Regions from separate parts of the Homo sapiens genome. Here region 1 is linked to region 2. Evidence: chromatin contacts called from ENCODE Hi-C data. All regions are on one chromosome and are shown on one strand. Each heading gives the region's core, a stretch centred on a gene start or an enhancer-like site at or near the end of the contact. The rest is flanking DNA. Distances are from core to core; before and after follow the strand shown.

The links. Hi-C counts contacts between places; a loop is a spot of excess contacts on that map. Pooled maps may share reads with other maps.
Region 1: a map of cardiac septum shows a loop between it and region 2 (3-fold over the local background). The contact joins the enhancer-like site here to the promoter of TNNI3K in region 2. A Hi-C loop is called at or near these places in 5 of 168 maps with a recorded cell type or tissue (PC-3, Right ventricle myocardium inferior, cardiac septum and 2 more) and 1 of 50 pooled maps.

The regions. Positions count from the first base shown.
Region 1 is chr1:74,360,594-74,367,960 of GRCh38, forward strand. It overlaps FPGT-TNNI3K (FPGT-TNNI3K readthrough), which reads left to right. Exons shown (of 27, transcript NM_001112808.3): 14 at 6,663-6,749; 15 at 7,315-7,367. TNNI3K (TNNI3 interacting kinase) reads left to right here. Exons shown (of 25, transcript NM_015978.3): 12 at 6,663-6,749; 13 at 7,315-7,367. Among named protein-coding and RNA genes, the nearest start is that of TNNI3K, 130 kb to the left of the region's middle. Within about 2 kb of position 2,763, at least 3 of the 41 ENCODE cell types and tissues checked have a DNase peak (open chromatin) inside an H3K27ac peak, as active enhancers do; they include heart right ventricle, where a contact is called at or near this core.
Region 2 is chr1:74,233,869-74,240,302 of GRCh38, forward strand. It overlaps TNNI3K (TNNI3 interacting kinase), which reads left to right and starts at 1,519. Exons shown (of 25, transcript NM_015978.3): 1 at 1,519-1,623; 2 at 2,234-2,342. The coding sequence starts at 1,584. It overlaps FPGT-TNNI3K (FPGT-TNNI3K readthrough), which reads left to right. Exons shown (of 27, transcript NM_001112808.3): 4 at 2,234-2,342.

The DNA.
Region 1 (7,367 bases), core at 1,513-4,012, 130 kb after region 2:
ATTTCATGTTTCCAAGACTTTTACATGGCAGTCCAATCTGCCTTTATGTCCTCTCTGTCCTCTCCATGTCACCCCATTCTTTAAATTTCTGATTGCCACTTGGTCTTCAAGACTTAGTTTATGGAAGTCTCCTAGTCTTATTGAATATTTCTAGAAAGTCTTCCCTGACATTCCAGCCTAGCACATACATCCTTTCTTTATATTTTATTTTGTTATGTGCACATCTCTTTCTCTGTGTTTACCACTTTATACTGAAACACTCTCTTCTCTTACCAAATTGTAAACTTCTTGAGAGCAAGCATTTGGGCCTTTAATTCATTGTCTTCCAAAAATTTGAATTCAGTGGATGACTCCTAATAGATATTCATGCTTGTTGAAATCAGTAAGAGAGACAGGAAGAAAATATTTTAGACAACATTCTTTTCCATGTTCTGCTACATGGCATCTGGTGAGTTGATATTCTAAGAAATACTAACTGTCACTTTTCTGTTGTCTCTGTAACTATTTCTGTAAATATCATAGGTTCCTTATTAACTGCACAGTCCTAATATTCAAATAAACAGGCAAAATATTTTAAAATATGTTCTAAAGCTCCTCTTTCCATGCATTGGAACTGCAAAAATTTTCTTCTGGTTGGAATGCTTTTCTCCTACCTTTTTGCTTAATGAGTTTGTCCTCATCTTTCAAGTTGAGCTTAAAAGACAGTCTCAACTATCCTGACTCTTCCAGACTGTTGTAAGATTCACCATTATACACATTCACATCATGTACCTTTTCTTCCTAGAGCTTGGCTAAATAAAATTTGAGTGAAATTATATTTATGTAATTTTTTCCACTAGATAGCATTGAATATAAAAGTAAATAATATTTCTTTTTCAACCCTCTCACTCATACCTAGTATCATTCATTCGTTCAACAAAAATGTATTGCCAACCTAATGTGTGACAGACACTGTGCTAGGAACAGTAAAACAGATAATACCTCCCTGATCTTAGGGAGTTTGCATTTTTAACTTGAAGACACAGGCTGCAAGCAAGAAAGCAAATAGAAAATATGGGTTAACAATAAGTACTATGAATAAAATAAGAAGGAAATGCAATGGTGAACACAAAATTCAAGGATACTATCTAAAATTGAGTAATCATGGAAGGGGAAGGTCTCTCTGGGAAGGTGTTATTGGAGCTGGCCCCTCATAGGTGCACAATGAATATTTGAGGAAGAAAAGGAAAGAGAAAGGAAAGCAGAATGAGAAAAAGAGAAAAAGGAAGGATAGCTAAATAATTTAGTTTGGATATAAAAATATCTTGGCAAAAGCATTCATGCCTGTGGATTCTTCTCTTAAGGTAAAGGACCAGTGACATCCTTACTGGGGCCTGCTGATTAAGGAACAAGAATAATGGGTCAAAGGGGATGTGAGTTCCCTCTCTGTGATATAAAATTAGGACATCTTTCATATTTAAGTGATGAGAAGATGTAGCAAGCCAGAAATTTTTGTCGCCTCTGATCTAATAATGAACAGTGTATGGGACCAGGGTGGTCAGGAGGAAGGTGAGCCATTGAAGGGCAATTGTCCAAAGCCACCCTCTGATTCCACTTTTCAATGCTTCTGGAAAGTGAGTTTTTAACATAATGGGAAGGGGATATATTAAAATATTGAACAAAGCCTAATATTTATCATTACTGTGAAAGTTTGATTATTTGGGCCAGGTATAAAGTAAGGCCTAGTCTGTTCCTTTGATGACCTGAGCATGTGAGACATGAGGTCAATGAGAATTCCTTCTGTAACTGAGACTAAATCTCCATGTTCTCTATACAGCCGTGAACCCAAAGGGTCTCTGAGTCACCAAATCATGGAGATCTTAGTACTGGTGTCATTTACCACTAATCTCCAGATCTAGTTCTTAAAATATTCTCAGAGCAAGAGATTAGAATCAGCTTTCATTGTTTTTAAGTTAAAATTGTGGGGGACAGAGAGACAACCTTATAGGGAGATAAATTGTACTTCCCTTCTTGAATAATTATAAAGCATCTATTGTATATATGACTATGATGTAGATATTAAACTGTCTTTGTAACAGTCTCTTGGATTGACTTGTCATCTTAAACAAAACCTAGGTTTTAAAATAACTATTAAGAAAGTTGAAAGCAAAGAGGATTTAACAGGGGGAGAAATCACACCAAATATAAGAAGTAAAGGAACACAAATAGACAAATTAAAGGGAAAGCACTGAATTTGGAGAATACACACAGGACTGAAAGAGTGAGGAGCAGGAAATGAAAGAGATTTCAAGCTGGGAGAAGAATCACATTTGCCAAAACCCTCAGGTGCTCCAGTGAATAATACTCTAAAAGTGCAGATCATCATTAGAGTTGCATTAGGCTAATAACATAGCGACCTTCTATTTTGGTAAAATGCTTGGGTGTAGATAGTAAATTCTTAAATATAGGAAAACATTTTATTTAATTAGTGGAAGTTTGATTATCTCTGGAGGTATTCCATTAGTGTGCCTTGGTTATCTGGGTGTATCCATTATCAGGAGTTTGGCTTAACACGTCCATTTAGTGAGCTCCATTAAGGTTTATTTTTCTGCCTAACTCCTTGTGGCCAAGTGTCCAGGAGCTGGGCTTTAGTGGGTTTTGGGTTTCTTTCCATGTACTTTAGTGGCTTGTCAGAGCAGTTGTAGTCATGGAAAATTTCCCATACGTGGGTGCCTTAGCCCACAGTTAGCATGAGGGGGGAAATCAGGCAGAGATGCCTTCCAGAGCTGAGGGGGCCTCTTGGCATTTTCCTGGCAGCCTCATGCTTATCATCAGCCAGAACCCAGGCACTCATTAGGCTCTTGATGAAAAGCATCCCAAAGAAAATGCCAGCAAATTGTGCCACTGTGCTGGCAGGAAATGAAAACTGCTCAGAGCAAGTGGAGCCAAGAGAGCTGTTGAAATGAAAGGTAACATCAAGGGTGTGATCACTAACTCACACAGGCGCTCAGGATTCAGGATGCAACTTTCTGCTTCATTGGGGAAAGCATGAGGCCCTCTCATCTGTCAGCCGATGTCAATTCTATATAGGGGCTGAGATAGACTGGAAGGTGGGCTCTGTGAATTAAGCTTTGTTGTGCTTGGGTAAATGTAGGGGTTTGGGTTGTTTTTATTCCCCCAAGAAGTGTCTCCTAGGAAAAACAGAAATAAGAAAAAGTTTTTGTTTTTGTGTTTTTCCTGGGCCCAAACACTTGAAGACCAAATTAAGTAAAAGGAAGATTCCAAAAGCACTATAGGTCCTATTAATGTGGGATTAGACAGTGTGAAGGGAGGAAAAAATAAATAAAAAATAAAAAAAAACCTTAGAATCTGTGACTCTAGCAAGGAACAGATGAGGGGTATTATTATTATTATTATTATTATTATTATTATTATTATTTTAGAGACAGGGTCTCACCCAGGTCTAGCCCAGGCTGGAGTGCAATGGTGTGATTGTAGCTCACTACAATCTTAAACTCCTGGGTTCAAGTGATTCTCCCACCTCAGGCTACCCAGTAGCTGGGACTACAGGCAGATGCTACCATGCCCCACTAATTTAAAAAAAAATTTTTTTTAGAAATAGGGGTCATGCTATGTTGCCCAGCCTGGTCTTCAACTCCTGGCCTCAAACAATCCCTCCACCTCAGCCCCACAAAACACTGGGGTATGAGTCAAGACACTCAGCCAAATTTTAATTCCAAAGGAATTTTTGGTCTTTAGTACTACTTTTATCCTGAGGTTAAAATGGCCACCAAAGCTAGAAAAGAAAATGCTCAACAGCAGGCAGCACCAACACACAAGCAAGGCACAAGCACACTGAAATATTCATGAAACTGGATGTGGTAGGTAGAGTAATGCCCCCTCAAAGATGTTCAGTTCCTGTTCACTGGAACTGTAAGCAGGCTGCCTTACATGGGGAAGAATCAAGGAGGTAGAGTAATGCCCCCCGCCACCCCCAAAGATGTTCAGGTCCTGTTTGTTGGAACTGTAAGTAGGCTGCCTTACATGGGGAAGAATCAAGGTTGTTATTTAGCTGACTTTAAGAGATAGATTATCCTGGATTATCCCAGTGGGCTCATTGTAATATGGAAAAGGGGGGCAGAAGCAGAGGTCAGAGCAATATGATATGAGGACTAAGCCAACCATTGCTGGCTTTGAAGCAATAGGAAGGGGGCTACAAGCCAAGGAATGTGGGTGGCCTATAAAACTTGGAAAAGTCAAGGAAACCAATTATCTCCTAAGGCCTCTAGAAAGAAATGCAGTCCTGCTGACACCTTGATTTCAGCTCAGAGAAAACCATGTTGAACTTTTGACCTCCAGAATTATAAGATAATAAATTTGTATTGCTCAAGTCACTATGTTTGTCATAACTAGCAATAGCAGCAATAGAAAATGAATACACTGGTATTTAGAAGATTCGTCTGAAATTCCAAAAAGGAGTTTCCAAGTTCACCTACAATTCTTGGGGCAAAAAGTAAAGTGTAAAAGCAGTGACAAGACCCAAAATGCACACTGATGTGTTAGAACTGTAAGGCATATTACATACATCATCTTAGTTAATCTTTACAACAATCTTACAAGGGTGGATTATCGTTTCTAACCTGTAGATGACGATCTTTTTAAAAAGTAAAACAGATCATATCCTTTAACTAATTAAAATGCTTCAGGGGCTCCCCATCTCGCCTACCCTACACGAAAATCTCATCTCCTTATCCTCACCTGTAAAGCTCTACATCAGTCGCAGTCAAAGTGCAGATTGCTGATGAGCATCACCTGGGACCTTGTTAGAAACACAACACTCAGCCCCTACTACAGACTTTTTCAATTGTGATCTATTGGGACAGGGCTTGGGAATCTGTTTGAACTTGCACTTCAAGTGATTCTTATACATAGTAAAAAAATTTGAGAAGCACTACTCCACATGAAGTACACTTGCCTACCTCTCCAACCAAATCTGATACCACTCTCATCCTTGCTTGTGTAGCCACACTGGCCTTTTTTCATTCTCTAAACATGTTATGTTTGCTCCCATCTTGGGACTACTACATTATCTATTCTCTCTGCCTATTAGGTGCTTCCCCTAGAAATTAGTTTGTTGGCTAATGTCCTTAAATTAGTCTTAAGGTTTCCCTGATCGTGAGCTCGCTGCAGTCCAAAGAAAGAATGCCAATGGGACTGCCCCCCACGTTATTTCATTATAACTTATTCCTATGATTTGAGAAAATTAGAGATCCACCAGTCATGAATAGAAAGCTGGAGATGATAAGAAAATAGACACTAGTTTTTAACTATGTAGATTTAAGTTTTGCTACCAGTTTTAGCAATTGTAATCACAATGCTTTTTTTTTTTTTCCTCGAAGAATCTTAGCCTTGTTACCTTTGGAAAAGCTTTTCGTGTTTGTAAATACCATGATTTTTCCACCTCATGATCTTGAATGCACTGTTCATTTAAAGTTTTTGCGGAAGGGAAGATTTGAAAGGCAAGCAAATCTCAGCATATACTCTCTACATAAGCTAGATGTATGCTTAACCCATGTTAACTACAGATCCTTTGTGATGGATAAGTATTTATGCTTTTTCAATTCCTTAAATTTACCAGTTTTACAATAAGCTCTGTTGTATTTCACAAATCCTATGGCAACATCTTTAAGGTTGGCTGTTTTTCTCTTTTGTAAATTAGCTTCATAGATTATTTTTATAGTGAACGCATTAAAATAGTATTGAAGTTTAATTTTATTGAAAAACATTGCATTACTCAGAGGATCATTTGGCATTTTTTATCCTTCACAATCATAAGCCCCTAGTGTAACTAGTAAACACTAGATTGTTGGTGGTGTTATAATAGAAAAGTATTTCTCATATAGCACTTCAGGGTGGGCATTTCTGGTCAGTGGATGGCTTTCTTCCAACCCTCAGAGCTTCAGAGCCTTCTGCATCTAGCCAGCAAATGGGAAGAGTAGAGAAGGCTCACCTGTTTCTTAAGGCACAGACCTGGAAGTTACTTCACTTTTGCTCATATTCCCTTCATGAAAATATGTCGCAAGGCCACAGTTGGATGCAAGGTACATAGGAAAATGTCACTGGGTGGGCAGCCATTCCCAGTGACAAAATCACCCTGTGAAAGAGGAGTACAAATATTGGCAGGCAGCCAGCTGTCTCTAAAAACCTATGTAAATTATCTTAGTGCTGCATAATACTACAATACTGAATCAAATGTACGCTCAATCACAGCAAATACATCTCTCTTTCCTGATTACTGTATGTACTTTTTGCCCTTTTAATAGTGCCCTTATTATATATTCCCATAGTACTTAGTATTGCCTTATTTAGAAATCCTCATCATTTTTCTGATTATTTGTTCAACTACATTGTAAGCTTCTTAAGGGTAAGACCATAGTCACTTTGTTCACTGCATCACCAGTACCCATTCCCAGTAGAGTGCCTGACATAGTGCTTCGCATATGGTAGTCTTAAGAAATCATTTTGAACCAAAGAATGAATGAACTAAATTTCTATTGCAATACATTACCTCTTATGATTTGTCCTATGTTGTAAGCTACTTCCAATAATTTTTGGATTTGAGAGTAGACTGAATAACTTAAACAAAATTTAGGACTCTTTGTTCTTTGTATCTTTTCATAAAGGGCATGATGCCATTGTCACACTCCTGAAGCATTATAAGAGACCACAAGATGAATTGCCCTGTAATGAATATTCTCAGCCTGGAGGAGGTACCCCTTTTCTTATTCAGTTTTCATTATTGTATAATATATTGTGCCTAAAGGTAAACCTGTGTTTCTGTTACTATCATTCTTTCAGGGGTTAGGGAGGAGGGCATAGCCTATGTCAGATTAGATTTATTTTAAGTAACCTTATGTCTGGGAGAGGCTGAACATAAAGAAGCCTCCATTTCAGCTATTTTCTAACTCACCAATCTGCAGCTCCTCCAAGTTTAACATTTCCCAGACTGGATGTTTATGAGGCTTGTGCATGACTAGGAAGGCCTGGATAAGCTGAGAGCAGTCATTTTCCATTTCAGTAATCTATTACTGAATACTCATATCCAGAGACAAATTAAATCTGCTAGAGTCTGCTACAACTTGGATTTTCTAAAAAATCTTTTTATGCACTTTCTAAATAAACACTTGCAGTACAATTTCAGTATCCAGAGAAAGATTTGGGCCTGAAGCGATAGTTTTACTTCGTTTCGTCACCTGCTTATTTTTATAATGTTGAACTTTTATGTAGAAAAAAATGATCGCTACTTTCAACTCTATTATATAATTTAATTTCTAGATGGCTCCTATGTGTCTGTTCCATCACCCTTGGGGAAGATTAAAAGCATGACA
Region 2 (6,434 bases), core at 269-2,768:
AAGATAAGGAAGAAGAGATTAAGCAGGAAGGTCCCTGGACAAAACAAAGACTTTCCAAACTGAGAAAATGGGGGTCACAGAAGTGCTTAGAGAAAGCTGGTGGAACTGAAGATGTCTGGTTTTCAAACAAGGAGAATGTAGAGTGTATGGACCAAGGTAACCAGATGCCACTGCAGTATAGCAAGTATCAACAGCTGTGGTAGGCATGTACTGATAAGAAGGGAAAAGGAGAATATGTCCAGATGAGGACAAAAAGTGTCTATGAAGCCAGACACCTGATGCGCCAACTATATCTCATCAGTCTGGAAGCCTTACCTCTGAAACTTCTATTACTTTTGCTGAGCAAAAATATATGGTGAGTCCTAACTTTGTCTAATCATTTATTCAAAAAGAGAGTTGTTTGAACATTTAACTATAGAAAATATGAAATCTGTATCTGTTAAGTTAAAGCTATATCCTCTGGATGTGAATCTGAAGATTAAAATTTATACTTTCTAGGTATAAGAAGATTATCTGAAATAAATATATAGTGAAAAATTTAATGTTTTCTTTCTGGGTTTCCCATTTATTCTCCATCATAGACTGGGTTCTTTATATCAGTAGAAATAGGCATACAATATGCATACAAAGAGAAATGTCCTAATAAAGTAAATGGAAGGTGCATGAAAGAGAAATTCTGGAAGACAAATCAATAATATCTAGCTTGGATATTAGAGTCACATGGTCAGAACTGATTCCAGACTTCCAACTTACTAGTAACTTTGTGTTTTCTCATCCATAATTTGTGAATAATATCTACCTAGCAGCACTGTATGTATGAGATTAAATAATGAGATATATGTAAAGCATGTAAACTAGGGTCTGACACATAGCAAATGCTCAATTTTCTTATTCTTAATCTTACTGTTCTTGTCATTTATTATTTTACGAATTGCTATTTGTAGAACTTAATGTTTTACATTCTGATCTATGATTCTTATGGTCGGAATAATCCACAATAGTATAAATCTTGGTCTATGTTGAGAATTTCTTCATACAAACATAATTATGTAGCTCTTATACAGGCCAAACCTGCATTCATTTCTATTAGTTATATGCTAGAGGTAATGAATTTTTATTATTTATTTATGTATGTAGACACATTCTATTACCACTCTTTACCAACTGCCATTATTTTGGCTTAGGAGAAAATGATCTTGAAAACAGGTCTATGTAGTTTTAACAGCTCTTTTGTGAACTTCGGATGTAACTGAATCATTTTCTAGATTTATCTGTTAAATAAATGGTCCATGAAAGTATGTATGGGTAGATAATTGATGGAAGCAAATAATCCTATTGAAACATTTGCTATTTATTTTTGATACAGTTCTTTTAAACAGACTGATTAGTTCCCTTTATGATTTCACCCTCGAAAGCACACACGATTTTGTTCTTTATCATTGTTGCATGACATTCCATTTGGCAGTTGGGCTTATTTTTAGCCAGACTATCAAAGTATTTTTCAACTGGACTGTCACTGCACTTGAACTTGGAATCTTATAACTTGAAGAACTGCCCTGGAGAAAGGAAGAAACTTATAATAAATGGGAAATTATAAATCTAGACCAACCCAAACTTGTACTGGTAATTATTCTAATTATTCTTATTTCCTTAAGTGTAATATGGTTCAATTATAGTTACTGATAACTAACAACTCATTGGAATATGTGTTAATTTGTATACGGAAGATAAGGCAGCATGTTTTGTGAAAGTCTTTGAAAAACTATCTGAACTCAAATTATTTTTTTCTGAAGATCTTTATAGGAAACAAGAAATTTCTTACAAAAATATTATTTTAGTTCCTTGGTATAATGTTACAGAAAAAAATTTGGAATATTGCTGAATGTAGGGATTTTAGAATTATATCTTAAGTATCTAGTATTTAAAAACTAAAAACCGTCTTGCAACTAGAGATTGCTATAATTAAAATGCAATAAAATCAAATGAAATAAGTCAAATATATTTTTCTATGTAAATATATTATCCAATATCGAATGGGTTCTTCATTACTACAATTCAATATGATTGCATTTTAAATATAAACATCTGCATTTTAAACACACAATCAGTAATTTAAATTAAGTATTGTAGAATCTAGAATAAAAAACAGTTTTGATTACTTGTATGTTATGATCTGTGTCTACATTTTGCAAAACACAACTATGAATCAATCTCATTTGTTCTTCTTTACTAGATGAATGGAAGAAAAAAGTCAGTGAATCATATGTTATCACAATAGAAAGATTAGAAGATGACCTGCAGATCAAGGAAAAAGAACTGACAGAACTAAGGAATATATTTGGGTAAAGTTGTAAGAGTCATTATTTCTTTGTATAAGTGTCTTCAGTATTCACCTTATTTTTTAAAGTATCTGTATATTTTTTAAACCCGTAGAACCTCAGACATAAGCAGTCATGTTCTAAGCCTTAGGATGTCAGATTATCTCTCTTTGACCACTCATATAGCTCTCAAAATGCAAACATAACATCTCACCTCCTTAAAATATAAATTGTAATCTGCCATCATTAAAGTTTAAAAATAAAAACCTAAAGGCTAGCCTTTGAATGCAAGCTATTGTTGATCTCAGTAATCTTCTCAGGAATTAGATCATTCTTGTAAACCATGCCGGCAATGAAAAGCAAGATTTTTCTTCCCACATAGTGGTCGCATATTGGCCACATTGTTCTCTTTGAACTATGACGGTAAGTCCAATTTTAACAAACCCTCTGGTCTCTTGACATTGAAAGGCTGTCCCTTAATGGAACTGAGTATCATTCTGCCCCTGAACAATCATATAACAACATATAATATTGCCTTCAGGATTTCAGTAGATTTTGTTCCATGATAACAAGAGAAAAATAATCTAAGTGTCACAACCTTGGAAGACACAAAATGTTCAGAAAAGAGGAGCAAGACCCTTATATACACAAAAAGCCTTCTGGTTAAATTGAATCTGACATTGAGAAACTAGATGCCCATTAGAGGGTCAAGAAAGTTACCTGCCTGACTAAGGAAAAGTTCCATATAGGCCAATTAGCCATGTTCATTTATAGCTGTGTTATGTAATGCACTCATGGCAAAGAACTCCCTCTATTTTACTTAGAAAACAAGTGTAAAGCAATGACCAAATGACACATCTTTAAAATAAAATTTTAGATATAGTAAACATATAAATATCACATAATTGGCAAATAAAATCACCCATGTATAATATAGTTTATATGAAATTCGTCAATGGATGTAACAAGGCTTTCACAAGTGTTCAACTTATGGTTCAAAAAGTAGTTGGTTCTCTTTATAGTTTGGCCCAGGATGATGAACTCAACACTGACACTTGTGATGAGATACCACTGATCTGACTTTTGCAAGTAGTATCACATGTTGAGATATGGAACTACATTTGAAATTCCTGTAGAAATATGACTGGCATGTTAGTACAGTAGAATTATAAATATGTATTTGTTTTGTTGGAAAAGTATGAATATAGAAATTAATCATAAACATCTAGCTCTTATTGACTTAAATAAATATGCTAAATGAAATATGATTACATTGAAGAGATTTTCCTCAACTTTTAAAGGTCAAAGCCTCAGTTATTTAGTATTATTTTTTAATTTAGAAAGTATTGAGCACATAGGTGAAGGCTAGCTTAAACTAGATGTATCCAAACCTGAATATTAGGATTAACAATGGATTTAAAATGTAGGTTCTTTCTGATACCACATCGACAACTACAAGCTGTTTTGACAACTGCTATAATGGACTTTTCCTGTGTTTCTACTAAATGCAACAAATGTGACCTTCTTTTTTCTGATTAGCATTGGGGGTGAGATGCAGGAATCTGTGTCAGGGAGCTTACAGTCCAGAATTTGTTGAGTGCCAGCTCGTATTCAAGTGTTGTTCTGGATACATCAAATACAAGACATTATTTAATCTATAGTCATATGTAGATTGTTGTCATTTCATGTGTGCCGAATAATATTAACTCCGGTGGATGATAAACTAAGGATTAGAGACAAGGCAGTGGGAGTTGTCAAGTCACATGGTCAGTAAATTCTGGAATGTGATTTGTGTCAAGGTCTGCCTGACTCCATAGATAGCGCTCTTCCTACCATACCCTGCTTACAAAAACAAGATTTAGGTCCTGATTTATTCATTGATTTTTGGAATCATTGTAGATAAAAAGCATAGTTAAGTAAAGGTGTGTAGGCAAGAATGAATGAGTACCATAGAAAGTTTAGGAAAAGTGAGAAAAAATAATGTCTTCACCATATTATCTGACTTGAGTAAGAAAGCTATGTGAATCAATGTAAGAATTTTGGAGTCATACAAACATGGTTTTAAATACAGCTTCTTCTATTTATAAGCTGTATATCCATGGATATGTTTTTTAATCTCCTTAATCCTCATTTTCATCTATAAAATGAGGTGAATAATAATCACCTCACAGGATATTTTCAAAATGAGGTAAATTAAATACTAAGTACAGGGCCCAACCCATAGTAAGCATTGAGTAGTTGGAAATTTCTATTATCATGATTGATTGGATAAATAAGGACAGTTTGAAGGATAGAAGACTTATCATAAAGTGAGAGTAACAAATAGCTTATTAAAAGTTAGAAAGAGTGAAAGTTTTTATGAAGAGGATGATTTCAAAATTAAAAATGTAAAGTATTAGCACAATTTAGGAAGATGCCGAAATCTGAAATATAGCTTTTAATGATTTTGATTGAAAGGGATTTGAAGAATTTTGAGACTAGAGTATTAGAAGGCTAATCAAAATGGCTATCAAATTTACTGAGGATAATGGTGAGACATTTTTGGAGAGAAAGACCAATAGCCTGATGCTGATGACATTAAAGAAGCTACAGAATGTGATGATAAGGAAGCTGAGGAGAGGATTATCCAGTCTAGAATGATGTTTCTGCAAGAACTAGGGGCCTCTTATGTTAATGGAGATGGAGACTGTAGTACTTGCTAAAATTTTCGATTCCATGACTCCACCCTTTATCATGTGAATCAGAATCTCTGGAGATGTCTTCCAATAACCTGAATGTTTAACAAGCTCCCCAGATAAAACTATGCATAATAAAAATGATACTTCTAAAGTTTGAAAACTATACTTCTAGAAAGATATCCAAATTGCACTGAGAACTCTTTGCCTGAGGTGATATTAGTGAAGGGATGAGGAATATGGGAACAGAAAGTAAGCAACTGGTGTGGTCTAAAGAGAGTCAAGAGAATCAAAAACAAGCAAGCAAAAACAGAATAATCTGCTTTTGTCTGATTTCGTCAAGGTAGAGAGCATAATCTGGGAGAAAAAAGTGAATTGCTTCCAGGGCAGAGTTCTAAGGATTTTCTTTTCTTTGGAATAAAATGATGGATGAAAGAAAGAAAAGAATAGTGTGCTGAGAATGTAAATTGTCTTACTCACTCATTCACAAAATTTTAAAGGTAGTTGGGAAGATCAAACCTAACACTGTATGAAATGACATTTAAATGAGTATCTAGAGCATTATAGGTGCTAAATAAATGTTAGAATCTCATTACTCACCCTTATTCATTTGTCTTATAAAGAGCATTCCTGTGATAAACAATTATGTTATGTTGCCTGACATCAGCCTTTCTCTAAACATTTAGATAGCAAGGAGACTGTATACAATGCCCAAAAAGGAACATTTAAACTAGCATGAAACGTAAAGGATCACTGATGTAAACAGTTTTTCATTTGCTAACCAATTTCTTTATGGCATTCCCGGTAGATGCTAATTTCATTCATTATAAGAGATTTTTCACCACATAATACACCATTGCTCTATCAGCTCGAATACACAATCTTCCTGGCATAGCTTTTACCCACAACATAATAAACAGCAATATAGTGCTAAATGTAAGACAGAAAGAGCTAAATAGTTATCCTGCTTATGCCAATTTATAGCAGCTTTGGAATGGGAGCTTGATGTGGGAGAGAGGGGAAATGGAAATGGAATGTTCTTTCATCTTCTGCTATAAAGTTGCATTCACTCATAACTTTGGACATTTGTTTAGGTAATGGATTGGTGACAGGAAGAAATGAAGAAAAAGAGAAGGCAGGAGGAGAAAGAAAGACAGAAAGGGCACCTTAGAGTACCATTGTCTGATTATATCCTCCTCTGTGCTGCCTCTAATCTTTATCAACATAACAGCACTTACTACATGGTGTTGTTTTTATCCATTTATAGGTCTATCTCCCCACTAGTATATGTGTTCATTAAAGGCAGCTTTTTTTCTTATTTAGCCTTATTTATATTTGTACTTATTTGTAAAACAAACTAATAACTTAGGGCTTACCATATGCCAGAAATGCTTCTACGTATCTTTTTGTGCATCAGCTTATATAATCCTAATGGTGTATA